3 separate regions of the Homo sapiens genome follow, and regions 2 and 3 are each linked to region 1. Evidence: chromatin contacts called from ENCODE Hi-C data. All regions are on one chromosome and are shown on one strand. The core of a region is the stretch at or near the end of the contact, and the rest is flanking DNA. Distances in the headings are between cores, read along the strand shown.

Evidence for each region. Hi-C counts contacts between places; a loop is a spot of excess contacts on that map. Pooled maps may share reads with other maps.
Region 2: a map with no recorded cell type shows a loop between it and region 1 (5-fold over the local background). The contact joins two enhancer-like sites. A Hi-C loop is called at or near these places in 2 of 37 single-sample maps with no recorded cell type and 2 of 50 pooled maps.
Region 3: a loop to region 1 is called in a map with no recorded cell type, with 25 times the contacts of the local background. The contact joins two enhancer-like sites. A Hi-C loop is called at or near these places in 2 of 37 single-sample maps with no recorded cell type and 1 of 50 pooled maps.

What each region holds. Positions count from the first base shown.
Region 1 is chr18:5,973,601-5,977,763 of GRCh38, forward strand. All of the region lies in intron 16 of L3MBTL4 (L3MBTL histone methyl-lysine binding protein 4), which reads right to left. The region is part of intron 1 of LOC121725015 (a long non-coding RNA gene); the gene reads left to right. Among named protein-coding and RNA genes, the nearest start is that of TMEM200C, 80 kb to the left of the region's middle. Within about 2 kb of position 1,616, at least 2 of the 41 ENCODE cell types and tissues checked have a DNase peak (open chromatin) inside an H3K27ac peak, as active enhancers do.
Region 2 is chr18:9,059,683-9,063,901 of GRCh38, forward strand. It overlaps LOC124904243 (a long non-coding RNA gene), which reads right to left. Exons shown (of 2, transcript XR_007066278.1): 2 at 1,749-3,076. Among named protein-coding and RNA genes, the nearest start is that of NDUFV2, 41 kb to the right of the region's middle. Within about 2 kb of position 2,574, at least 5 of the 41 ENCODE cell types and tissues checked have a DNase peak (open chromatin) inside an H3K27ac peak, as active enhancers do.
Region 3 is chr18:9,672,027-9,675,675 of GRCh38, forward strand. No RefSeq gene overlaps it. Among named protein-coding and RNA genes, the nearest start is that of LINC02856, 28 kb to the left of the region's middle. RefSeq lists an enhancer at 1,375-1,424. Within about 2 kb of position 1,350, at least 16 of the 41 ENCODE cell types and tissues checked have a DNase peak (open chromatin) inside an H3K27ac peak, as active enhancers do.

The DNA.
Region 1 (4,163 bases), core at 366-2,865:
ATTAAAGAACATAAGCTGATGATGAAGGCATAGACCGTTTCCAGAAACCATTCTCATCAAATCAGACGGATCAGATTCTTCTATCTTGGGCATTTTGGGTAAATGGAGCCTTCCAGATTTGATAAGGATGTTTGCCACAATGACAGGGCAGAAGGGTCACTTGTGTACTTCATCCACCAGAGCTGGCATCACAGCCCTGTTTCCACCTAACACAGCTGAGGGACATGAGATGCTTCCCAGTTGCACGACCTCATTGCCGTCATGACTCCTATCCAGCTCCCCTAAAAGTCAGCCAAGGAAATTCAGCCTGCAAAAGCAGCCCTCCTACTGGAGGTTTTAACATTTTAATTAATCAAAATGTTCTCTGCACCAGAAAATGAAATGTATATGTAATACTGCCTTTGCCTCTAACACCAATGTGACAATAAATAAAGATGTCCTTACGTGTAGGATGCCTTCTCCTTCTAGAAAACAGAATACATAAAACTTGTAATGTCAGTGGTTTGTCATTGGGGGATTTGGTTGAAAGAATTGTTTTGCTACCATTTTCCTTGCTATGGGTGTTTCTTTTGGATTTTATGGCCTTTAAAAAAATATATGATGAAGAGCTTAAAGATTTCATTCAAGGTGCTTACAGATATACTGTACCCTCAAGTTTCCAAGGCCAATATGTTCAGATATGTTCAGCTCTGTGTCCAGCTGCAGGGTCTGAAGAGGCCCTGGACCACAGCACTGGAAGACTTGGCCATGGATCTTGAGTCTAGCAGCACTCAGAGAGGAGTAACCCATCTCCAAAGAAAAGTCATTGCTTGCCCTTCCTATAGAGGCAATAAACACACTGGAACCTGGTTGATTCCCTGATGAGATGCAAGTCCACTGGTAAGTCTATCTGCCTTTAAAAGTCAGAACGCCACAGCCAGGGGAAGGCCAATTTTTCCAGAGTGCCTGAGACAGCCAGACCTGCCAGTTGTGGACAGCGTGTGACCTAGGGCTGCCTTTCCAGTGAAACGACCAAACAGACTTGCGACACGAGGCAGAGCACCGTCTGCTTCCCATTCCACAGATTAAAAAGAAAAGTATTCAGCCAGGTGCAGTGGCTCACACTTGTAATTTCAGCACTTTGGGAGGCCAAGTTGGGAGGATTGCTTGAGGCCAGGAGTTCAAGACCAGACTTGACAACACGGTGAGACCCTGTCTCTACAAAAAAGAAAAAATTAGCTGGGCATGGTGACATGCACCTGTAGTCTTGGCTACTTGGGAGGCTGAGGCAGGAGGATCACTTGAGTTCAGGAGGTCAAAGCTGCAATGAGTTATGATCGCACCACTGCATCCCAGTTTGGGTGACAGAGAAACCCTGTCTCTATTGTTTTGTTTTTTTTTTTTAAAAAGAGGAAGAATATTTTTTAGAAACTAAAGGATTTAATTTTGTCTGAAAATAACATAATGGTAGGTCCCTGATTTCTTCTCTGCCCTCTCACCCATCCTTCCCACCTCTGCTCTACCCTGACAAATGAGAAGGAAAATCCTTTATGGAAATGTTCTTTAAAAATATGTCTGTTTCTTCACAAAAGCCTCACAAAACAAAACTGAAGCAAGTGAGTCATAAATGGTAAACCACAGTCTGCATGACTGGGCCTTGAGTTATTTTTAATCCCACTAAAAACGGAGACCCATTTCACAAGTAACCTTCTCTTCAATGAAAGGGGTAGCAGTTCTACTGTGTTCTCTGCTGCAAAAAGGAGGAAATAAAAAAAATGCAGTCGGTCCCCAAATCCAATTATGTGATTGCTCTCACCCACTGTGTAATCTGTGACAGTCACCGACCAAGTCCCATCAATTTATCTGGCACTGACTGAGAAGTTACTCCACCCAGGACCTGTGCTTCCATAGTGACTTCTGCTGGAGAAGCAAGGAAATGTTCAGAGATGGCTTTTCAGCTGGGAACGTTGTTTTCTTCCCACGATCACCTGTTCTCATGCCCTGCGTACTGAACGTGCTTGAAGCTATCATTTCTCAGCTGCACTTTCTTCTCTTGATTTTGATGCTTCTGAGTCTACTCATTCCCCTTCATTTCCATTTCTTTATCCACAAAACAAAAGTAAAAAGCAGAACAAGAGAGGCTTCACCATGATGTGCAGGACAACTGTCTATTTCCGTATGGGAACAGGAGCTCCTCAGGAACGCTCCTCTCTCTGACAGCAGGCACTCAGCACATGCTGTTTCTTAGATGCCAAGTCATATTGCTCCTCAGACATGGGCATGGCCTGTCTGCTGCACTGTCTTCTGTTTCTCATACCCTTATTATCCAGAATTCATAAACGAATATCTGCAGTTTTCTAATTTTAGCTATTGGTCTTCCCTCATCACAAGCAGTCTCTTAACCAATTTTATATAAATATGGGAGATGAAGCACACAAGAGTCAGAGATTGTCCACTGCTTAGTGGGCTATCGAGAGGGTTAGAAGTTGAATGAAGAGCCTTGGATGCCCCACACCTGTGTACTATCCAATAACAGTAGCCACTAGCCACACTACAGAGCACCTGAAATGTGAAGCGTGCAAACTGAGATGTGCTATAGTACCTCCTGGATTTTGATCACTTAGTAGAAAAAGCAGAATGTAAAATATCTCCTTAATAATTTTTTGAATCTTGATTTACATGTTGAAATGATGTTTTGGATCTATTGGGTGAAATAGAATATGTCGTCAAAACTAATTTTACTTGTTTCTTCTGATTACGTTAAATACGGCCAGTAGAAACTTTCAAACTCTGTAAGTAGCCAGCATTCTGCTTCTGCTGGGATGGTGTGTGTCCAGAAGAGTGCTGAGCCCATGGCCTCTCTCCAGACCCACCCTGGGTGCAGGAAGAGGCTGGGTGGCTGGATCCAATTAACATGACTCTTGTGGAGTAATGATAACAGGGCTTGAGTAGCCTGGATTACACCCTGCCCCAGAAATCCAATAACAGAAGGCGTGAAGACAGGAGGTCATGGACAGTCTAGAGGAGCGGAAGAGTCTGTCTGGGGGATGACTTGGGTGCTTGTGTTGGTTCCATGGTTCATTTGCCCTGAGACTCTGAGCCATGTGTTTGTCTGGCTTATAACTGATGCTCAACAAATACCTGTTGAGTGGATGAATGAAGGCTGAATGAACGCACGCAGGCCAGAAGGCAGGGATATTTTTCATTTACTACAAAAGCAAAGAATGACTTTCAAAACTAGGTTAGGAACTGTTCAGAGTTAGAGCCACTTTCTCTAAAAGTGTCGCTGCCCAACCCCAAATCACTCAATGCTAAAGGAGTGTGCGGCAACCCAGCTGCTGTTTCCTTACCAGGTCTTGTGTCCTGGCAGGGAGGACTGAGGGAACCGAGTTTAGGAGTCTCTGGACTCCGGAGGGCATCTTTCAGGCATTCCTCTCCAACCTCCAGGGGACAGCCAGATCCTTGGGGCTCCGGCTGTCAGGCTTTACAACAGCTCTCAATGGGTAACCTTCCCACCTCAGTCCTGCTCCCTCATCCAGGGAGAAGTGGTCCCTCTGCACTCAGGCCAGCCTCAGCCCCACTGCCTGCTCCACACAGTGGCATCTCTGAGGACTGAGAGGCCCCTCCTCCCAGGCGGGCATGTGCCCTGTGGTGCCCAGCTCCTCCCTGCAAGCTGCGGCTGTTCCTCCAGGCAGGCCTCCGTCTCCTCATGGTTTCCTCAGTGGCTACCCAAACTAGGCCCCAGAGTCTTCCACTCACCTCTGCACATCTCTGTCTCCTTCCTTGGTTCCATCCAGGAACTGAGTCAGCTCCCTCCCTCCCCAAGGGGCTGCCATGGCCTCCCCTGTCCTCTGCGCTTCTCCCACCCAGGCTGACTGGCCTGGAGCATCAGGCTCCCTGTGCCTTGCTGCCCCAATGCAGGCTCTTGCAAGGGGCTGATTGGCAAACACAGTAGCATCCTGAGGGAATAAGTCACTTAATATGCAGGGAAGTGGCAGATAAGACACGTCCTAGAGCAGGAGGCAGTCACGACTCTAGGAAGGAGCTCAGCCTCCAGCTTTCATTCCTGAGGGCAGGGTTTGAGTTCCTGCTGTTGATACTATTCCAACAAGCACTTTTTCAAGGGATCCCCAATCCCAGAAGTCTATCTTTAGGGTTCTCTAGACCCAGAGGTTTGGGGTTCC
Region 2 (4,219 bases), core at 1,324-3,823, 3.1 Mb after region 1:
GAAATCACTGGTGGGAAAATGAGATTTCCCTGTATCTCACTCAAGCCTATTGCTGCAGTATTGATTAATCCGTGTGCTTTTTGTGTCAATGGTTCCAGACAAGCGCCATCATGCACTCTCTCCCTTTTTCATCATTGATATCAACTCAAAAAAGATGGGCTCCAATAGAAGGAAGAAGGATTACACCGCATATAGTATAAACAATAAATTTGGGGCCAGGTGTGGTGGCTCACACCTGTAATCCCAGCACTTTGGGAGGCCGAGGCGAGCAGATTGCTTGAGCTGAGGAGTTCGAGACCAGCCTGACCAAGACAGTGAAACCCTATCTCTGCTAAAAATACAAAAATTAGCCAGGTGTGATGGCACGTGCCTGTGATCTCAGCTACTCGGGAGGCTGAGGCAGGAGAATCCCTTGAACCTGGGAGGCAGAAGTTGCAGTGAGCCGAGATTGCACCACTGCACTCCAGCCTGGGCAACAGAGCAAGACTCTGTCTCAAAATAATAATAATAATGATAATGATAATAATAATAAATTTGCAGATCTTCAGGTATTTAGCACGTTTCTAAATTAGAACTGTCCTTTTTTTTTTCTTTTTTTGAGACGGAGTCTTGCTCAGCCACCCAGGCTGGAGTGCAGTGGTGCGATCTCCGCTCACTGCAAGCTCCGCCTCCCGGGTTCGCGCCATTCTCCTGCCTCAGCCTGCTGAGTAGCTGGGACCACAGGCACCCACCACCAAGCCCGGCTAATTTGTGAGTGTGTGTGTGTGTGTGTGTGTGTGTGTGTGTGTGTGTGTGTGTGTGTTTTTAGTAGATACAGGGTTTCACGGTTTTAGCCAGGATGGTCTCGATCTCCTGACCTCGTGATCCACCCGCCTCGGCCTCCCAAAGTGCTGGGATTACAGGCCTGAGCCACCGCGCCCAGCCAGTACTGTCCATTTTTAAAAGGTGATGCTTACTGAAATGATATCTCCTTCTGGTGTTCCCATAGACAATAAATAAACTCTTCTAGGCCTTGTACTTCCCCCAGCACTTCCATAGGCATCTGCTGGATGGTCCCTCACTGGGCATCAGCACCACACAGAAGGGAGGTGGTCTCCATAGTAATTAATGTGAATGAGGAGAGTCAGCACACCAGTGGTCTAGCCAGGCTAAAATTTCTTAAAAGGAAATGGCGAACTGATTTTCTTTGTAAAAATTCAGGCCCTGCTCTTTTTCTTTCTTTCTTTCTTTCTTTTTTTTTTTTTTTTTTTTTTTTTTGTGGCCTGGCCAACTGTCCCTCCCTAGGCAAAAGTGGACTTGGATTTCTTTTGTTTCAGCAATCATTATCTGCTACCTTTACTCTAAAAATGCACTTTCCACCTGTCCCCATCTTCTACTTAAGCCTAAGGGATTACAAAAGGACTCATGTTTACCACTATATGTTGAATCAAGGAGTATCAACAAATTGGAAATTAGCCTAATCCCTTAAACTTCATATAATCTGTTTCCTTCATTTTGCTCCCATCTCCAAATATTTCATTCAGTACCAAAGTCCCCAAGAGAAAATGGATTCCTTCCTAGCTGGACCTGGGGCATCTGGCCAGATCCCCATCATGTTTCACCCCAAGCTACCCCTTAATCCCAGATGGAGCTTTAGACTCCTTTGAGAGAGATGAGGCCTGTCAAGAACTGTAAAAGCTCTGGAACTTTCTCCAACTTACACTGTTAACTGTTTCATTGATGCTGGCAGAAGACATAAGACTCTTGGGTCAGAGACAAAGGATTTTATTACTAACAGCACAGCACAGCAAACAACATGAGCATATTTGCACTAGTTCCCTTCCCCATACACAACACAGGGATGACATGATAGTCCTAGATGATACCTGCGCATGCAGTGGGTTGCATTACAGGAGAGGAACCCAGGGCTAAGGGCCCAGCCCTTGAGCAAGCAGCAAATAAGCCAGTCTTTCTCCACTTTGACCTGCTTAATTGCCTGTGTGACTAACCAGAGAAACCATTCAGTATCAGGAGACAGATCAGTCTTAAAATCCAGTACACTCGGCTGGACGCAGTGGCTCACACCTGTAATGCCAGCACTTTGGGAGGCCAACGAGGGCGGATCACCTGAGGTCAGGGTTTCAAAACTAGCCTGGCCAACATGTCTCCACTAAAAATACAAAAATTAGTCAGGCGTGGTGGTGGATGCCTGTAATCCCAGCTACTCGGGAGGCTGAGGCAAGAGAATAGCTTGAACCCAGAAAACGGAGGTTGCAGTGAGTTGAGATCACGCCACTGCACTCCAGCCTGAGCGACAGAGTGAGTGAGACTCCGTCTCAAAAAAAAAAAAAAAAAAAAATCCAGCACACTCAGCAAGAACAGGCAGGGACCTTCAGGGTCCATGGTGGGCTGCCTTTCCCAATAGGACCCACATACTTCTCATTATTCTGATCTTTCCTTCAGAATTACCTAGTCCAAGGGAGTACAACACTGAGAGCTAGTGGCCCTGGCTAGCTGTTAAAGACTGCGAGAAAAGTACTACTAGTTGCTGAAGGAAAACGGATTGTGGGATGTAAATTTGTCTCCTTATATTTAAACAAAAACACTCAAAACCCTCTTCCCCAACCCTTCTACTGTTTCAGTTCCTACTGGTCTGTTCTGTAAGTTCTCAGTTCCTGTTAGATTGTAATACTGAAAAAGAAACCCTGTCTACCCTCTAAGTTGGATGGAGAATTCAACATAAATAAGAAAGATATATCTACTAAGCAACTGAAACTTAATATGTCCAAAACCAAACTTCTGGACTTCTTCACACACCATGCTGTCTTCTCCCATACCTTCCCCTCCATAGAGAAGGTAACCATCATCCTTCCAGGCGCTCCTGCCAGCAGTCTCGGAATCAGGCTTGATTCCTCTTTTTCTCTCCCATTTCATGGCTTGCTCAACCTCCCAGGCTATCCAGAACCTGAGTGGCTCCCTTCCTCCATGATGAAGCCACCATCACTTCTTGCCTGGATTGTTGCAGTAGCCTCCAAACTGTTTTTCTGCTTCAGTCTTTACTTTCTCACACCATTCTCAATTCAGCAGCCACAGGGTCCTTTCCAAATGGAAAACCACATCATATCTCTTCCTACTCAAAACCTCCCATTGACTCCTAACTCATTCAGAATAGAAGGCCAGCCAGGTGTGGTGGTGAACACTTGTAGTCCCAGCTACTCAAGAGGCTGAGGGGAGGACAGCTTTAGCCAAAGAAAGAAGAAGGAGGAGGAGGAGGAGGAGGAGGAAGAAGAGAAGAAAGCTAACTCCTTGTAGTGACGTGCAAGGTCCTACATCTCTTTGATCTGATTACTGTCCTCTCACGGCCTCCCCATGCCCCACCCCCCAATACCTGGAACACAAATGCCCATGCCTGGCCCTTGGCATATGCACAACCCCTCCCTCCGCCCGGATGCCCCCTCCACCAGCTGTCCACGGGGCTTATTCCTGCTGCTTCTTCAGGGCTCCCCTACCCCAGCATTCCCCATTGCTTTATTTGTTTGTTTGTTTTGAGACAGAGTCTCACTCTGTCGCCCAGGCTGGAGTACAATGATGCAATCTTGGCTCACTACAACCTCCACCTCCCGGGTTCAAGCGATTCTCCCACCTCAGGCTTCTTAGTAGCTGGGATTACAAGCGCCCACCACCGTGCCTGGCTAATTTTTGTATTTTTAGTAGAGATGGGGTTTCGCCATGTTGCCCAGGCTGGTCTCGAACTCCTGAGCTCAAGTAATCTTCCCACCTAGGCCTCCCAAAGTGCTGGGATTACAGGCGTGAGCCACCATGCCCAGCCCCCTGTGTTATTTTTATCCATAGCACTTATCACTATCTGAGGTAGTGAAGATGTCTATTTCCTTGTTATGATCTGTTTCCTCTGACTACAATAAAAACTCCATGAAGTCAGGGATTCTATTTGCCACTGTGCTCCAAACCCCAATGCCTAAAAGCTGTCTGTCATACACTAGGTATCTAATAAATTGTTGTTGAATTCATTAATTCTACTCATATTTATCATTTACTTTTTTCAATTGCAGTTCAAGGGGGAGAGAGAGACAAATCAACAGGTACTTATAATACAGTGGGTAAGTGCTGTATTTGGAGAAGTATAGGGCATTACAGAGTAACAAAGGAGAACCAGATGCGAATAAAGAAATAAGGAAATATAAGTGCCCTCAGAGAAGTCGTCTGACATCCTGCATGCTCC
Region 3 (3,649 bases), core at 100-2,599, 3.7 Mb after region 1:
CTGCAGCCTTGAACTCCTGGACTCAAGTGATACTCCCTCCTTAGCCTCCCAAGTAGCTGGGACTACAGGTGCATGCCACCATGCTTGGCTGATTTTCGTATTCAAGTGTCAGTACCACACAATTTTAATCACTGTAGCTTTAAAATATATTAAAATATCTGATAGGGCCACTCTCCTCTTATACCATTTTTTTAAGATTTTGTCTGACCTTTATTGTTTGTTTGTCCTTCCTATGAAATTTAGAATTCATCAGTTTACTTTTAAAAATCCTGTTGATAGTTTTATTGGTAACATCAGTTTTGATCACTTATATTTTCTTAGAAAATTATCTATTCCACACACAGTAAATGTTTTTTTCACCAAAATCTCACTTATTAACTTACTGTTTAACAACAAATGTATGTTGACTCTCCTCTTGTTTTCTTGGTAACATTTGTACACAAATTGTCTATTTTCTTCAGCGAACCAGCTCTTGGATTTGTCTACCAAATGTGTTGTTTTATGTTTTCTAATTTATCCATTTTTTGCTCTTGACTTTATAATTTTTTCCCTTTGTTCCTTTTAGGAAAAAATAAATTAGAAGAAAAAAATCATTGTATATAAGAAATACCTGTTTTCAATGTAAATGAAGGTTTTATTTTTCATTTATTCACTGAATAATTTTTAAAGCCTCCATGTTCTGAATTTGGTACTAGCCAGTAAGAAAATAAAAATATCCTTTATATAGGGAAATAGAAATCATTCCAGCATATAAATGCTATCAGAGTCTCAGGAATGCTTTTCTGGAACATTCCAAAGCTGAATTGGCAGGCTCTGGCTTTTCTCTGGCTCGCATCCTCACCACCTGGATGGTTTCCCTAGTTATGATCTCCCTACCCATAATGGAACAAGAGTTCTTAGAACTGGGGTCGGCTGGGCACAGTGGCTCACGCCTGTAATCCCGTAATCCCAGCACTTTGGGAGGCTGAGGCATGGGGATCATGAGGTCAAGAGATGGAGACCATTCTGGCCAACATGGTGAAACCTGGTCTCTACTAAAAATACAAAAATCAGCCAGGTGTGGTGGCACACACCTGTAGTTCCAGCTACTCGGGAGGCTGAGGCAGGAGAATCGCTTGAACCCGGGAGGCGAAGTTTGCAGTGAGCCGAGATGGCGCCGCTGCACTTCAGCCTGGTGACAGAGTGAGACTCTGTCTCAAAAAAAAAAAAAAAAAAAAAGAGAGCTGGGGTTAATCATTCACCTGCATTGACCTGAGATGCCTTAGTCATGGTTAGTTCTCCCACACTTGTTCTTCAGAAACCTCTGAAACCACACCCTTGTGAGGTAAGAGGCCTTCCAGTCAACAAGTCATGCAGTTCTCTAGCTACCAGGGAAACCTGATTAGATACTAATAACAGGAACCTCTCGGCCAGATGGCATCCACTCACCTCTGTGCAGGGGTCAGGCATTTTAGTGTGCACTTCCTCAAACAGTCTAACCATTTCTCTTATGTGTTGTGCATGGTGTCAACCAGAACGAAAACTTCCCACTCTACAAGTGTATAAGGCAGTAAAAGATGCTGCTTTCACCTATGAGTTTCTGTAGCACACATGCTTCCTCTTCATGGCTTGATACCAGCACGGTGGATCCCACAAGGGCGTTTTAGCTTAGAGTCACTGCCCTCTAATGTTAGAGGTTAGAAATCACCCAGAGGCTGGTCCAACCTCTTTGCAAAGAGCAGATTGCTCAAGGACACAGGCATCTGGGAGAAGAGGGTGGTTACACACCCTTATTCCCAACACTTGCCATTCCCATCATGCCCCATATTTCTCATCTGTCAAAAACAGGAAGCAATAGCGTTATTGAATACTATTAGTGTGAGTACTAAAGAAGAAAATATATAATGTGCTTAGTGCAGTCACTATACAAAATTTAGGAAGTGTAGGCTTAAAAAATATTTTATTAAAAATGAGGTTTCACTGTGTTGCTCAGGTTGCACTAGAATTTCTGGGCTCAAGGGATCCTCCCACCTCAGCCTCCCACGTAGCCGGGACTCCAGGCACAACACCATGCCCTGCAGTGTAGGCTTACATTTTAAAAAACGTTTCATCTGGAATCTTCAACACTTCAATAGTCATGGTGTCCCTGTGTTCCTAGAACCAGATGGTAAAGAAAATAGAACAGTCTTGGGTTGCAAAAATTTAGGTATTTATCTCAGAAAACCAATGAGCTGGCTACATTTTTTTCTGCCTAAAAAATGTTCAGAGGTAGCAATCTGGCTGTAATCAGAGATGTATTTCATAGCAAACTTAGAGTTTTTACTTGGATATCATGTTAACTTGCATAGCATCTAAAACAGCACAGATTTTTATTCAATTTGCATAATATTGAGAAAAAGGTCAACTTTCCATACAAAAAATATCATTTTTGTGGATTACCGCTGGGAGGTGCTATGAAGGTAACAGGGTAGTTAAAGCCCTCTCTGGAATTCTTTTCTTCCACTACTGAACATCTTTGTGGTTTCTCTTAAAACAATTCAAAGCAGCAAACGTTTTTAACCAAAGCTTTAAATAAATTAAGCCCTGGGCCATTTTACAACTTATTTTCTACTCTCCCGCCTTCCAGCATGAGCTTAACAAGAAAATTTCAGTATCGAGTTCATAGAGTTTTTACCGTGGTGTATCCTCTGGTGACCTTTCAGTATTCATCTGACATTAAGCAATTGGAAGTCCTTGTCTGAACCAAGGATCGGTGGACTTTTTGGCACCAGGAGTTTTCCTCTTCAAAAATAATAGATGGGGCCACGGTCTATTGAAAATACATGGGGAAAAATGAAGTCCCCCTAAAAATGAGAATGTTAGATGCTAAAAAGAGATAAAAAAAACCTATCCAGATATGATAGGAAATAGTACTGGCTAAGGAGGACTTGAAATAGCTTTTGACTACCATCTTCTGCTCCTTAAACTGGTTACCCAGTGTGGCTCACCCCGATGTCGTTTGAATATCCTCTTTTTCCACATAGATGAGACTCCAAAAGAATGTGCAGTGAATGGACAATGCCTGTGCCTCTGCTTATGTTGAGACAATGACCAATGTTGGTTGCTTGTATTTGGAGCACAGTGAGGAGTGGGCAGTGGATTTGGCAGACGTAGCGCAATTTGTTTATCCATTCACCTGTTGAATTTGGGTTGTTTCCCATTCGGGGCAATTAGAAATAGAGTGCTCTGAGCATGTGCGTTTGTTTCTCTTGATAAATACCTAGGAGTGTAGTGTCTGTCTCATATGGCAGGTGAATGTTTAAGATTTTAAGAAAATGCCAAACTCTTTTCCAAAAGGTTTGTAACATTTTACATTCCCACCAGCAGTGTATGAGGATTCCAGTTGCTCTATATCTTCACCAGTACTTGGAATGATCTGTCGTTTTTTTTTTGTTTTGTTTTGTTTTTGAGACGGAGTTTCCGCTCTTGTTGCTCAGGCTGGCGTGTGATGGTGCAATCTCAGCTCACTGCAACCTCCGCCTCCCAGGATCAAGCAATTCTCCTGCTTCAGCCTCCCGAGTAGCCGGGATTACAGGCATGTGCTACCACGCCCAGCTAATTTTGTATTTTTAGTAGAAATGGGGTTTCTCCATGTTGGTCAGGTTGGTCTCGAACTCCCGACCTCAGGTGA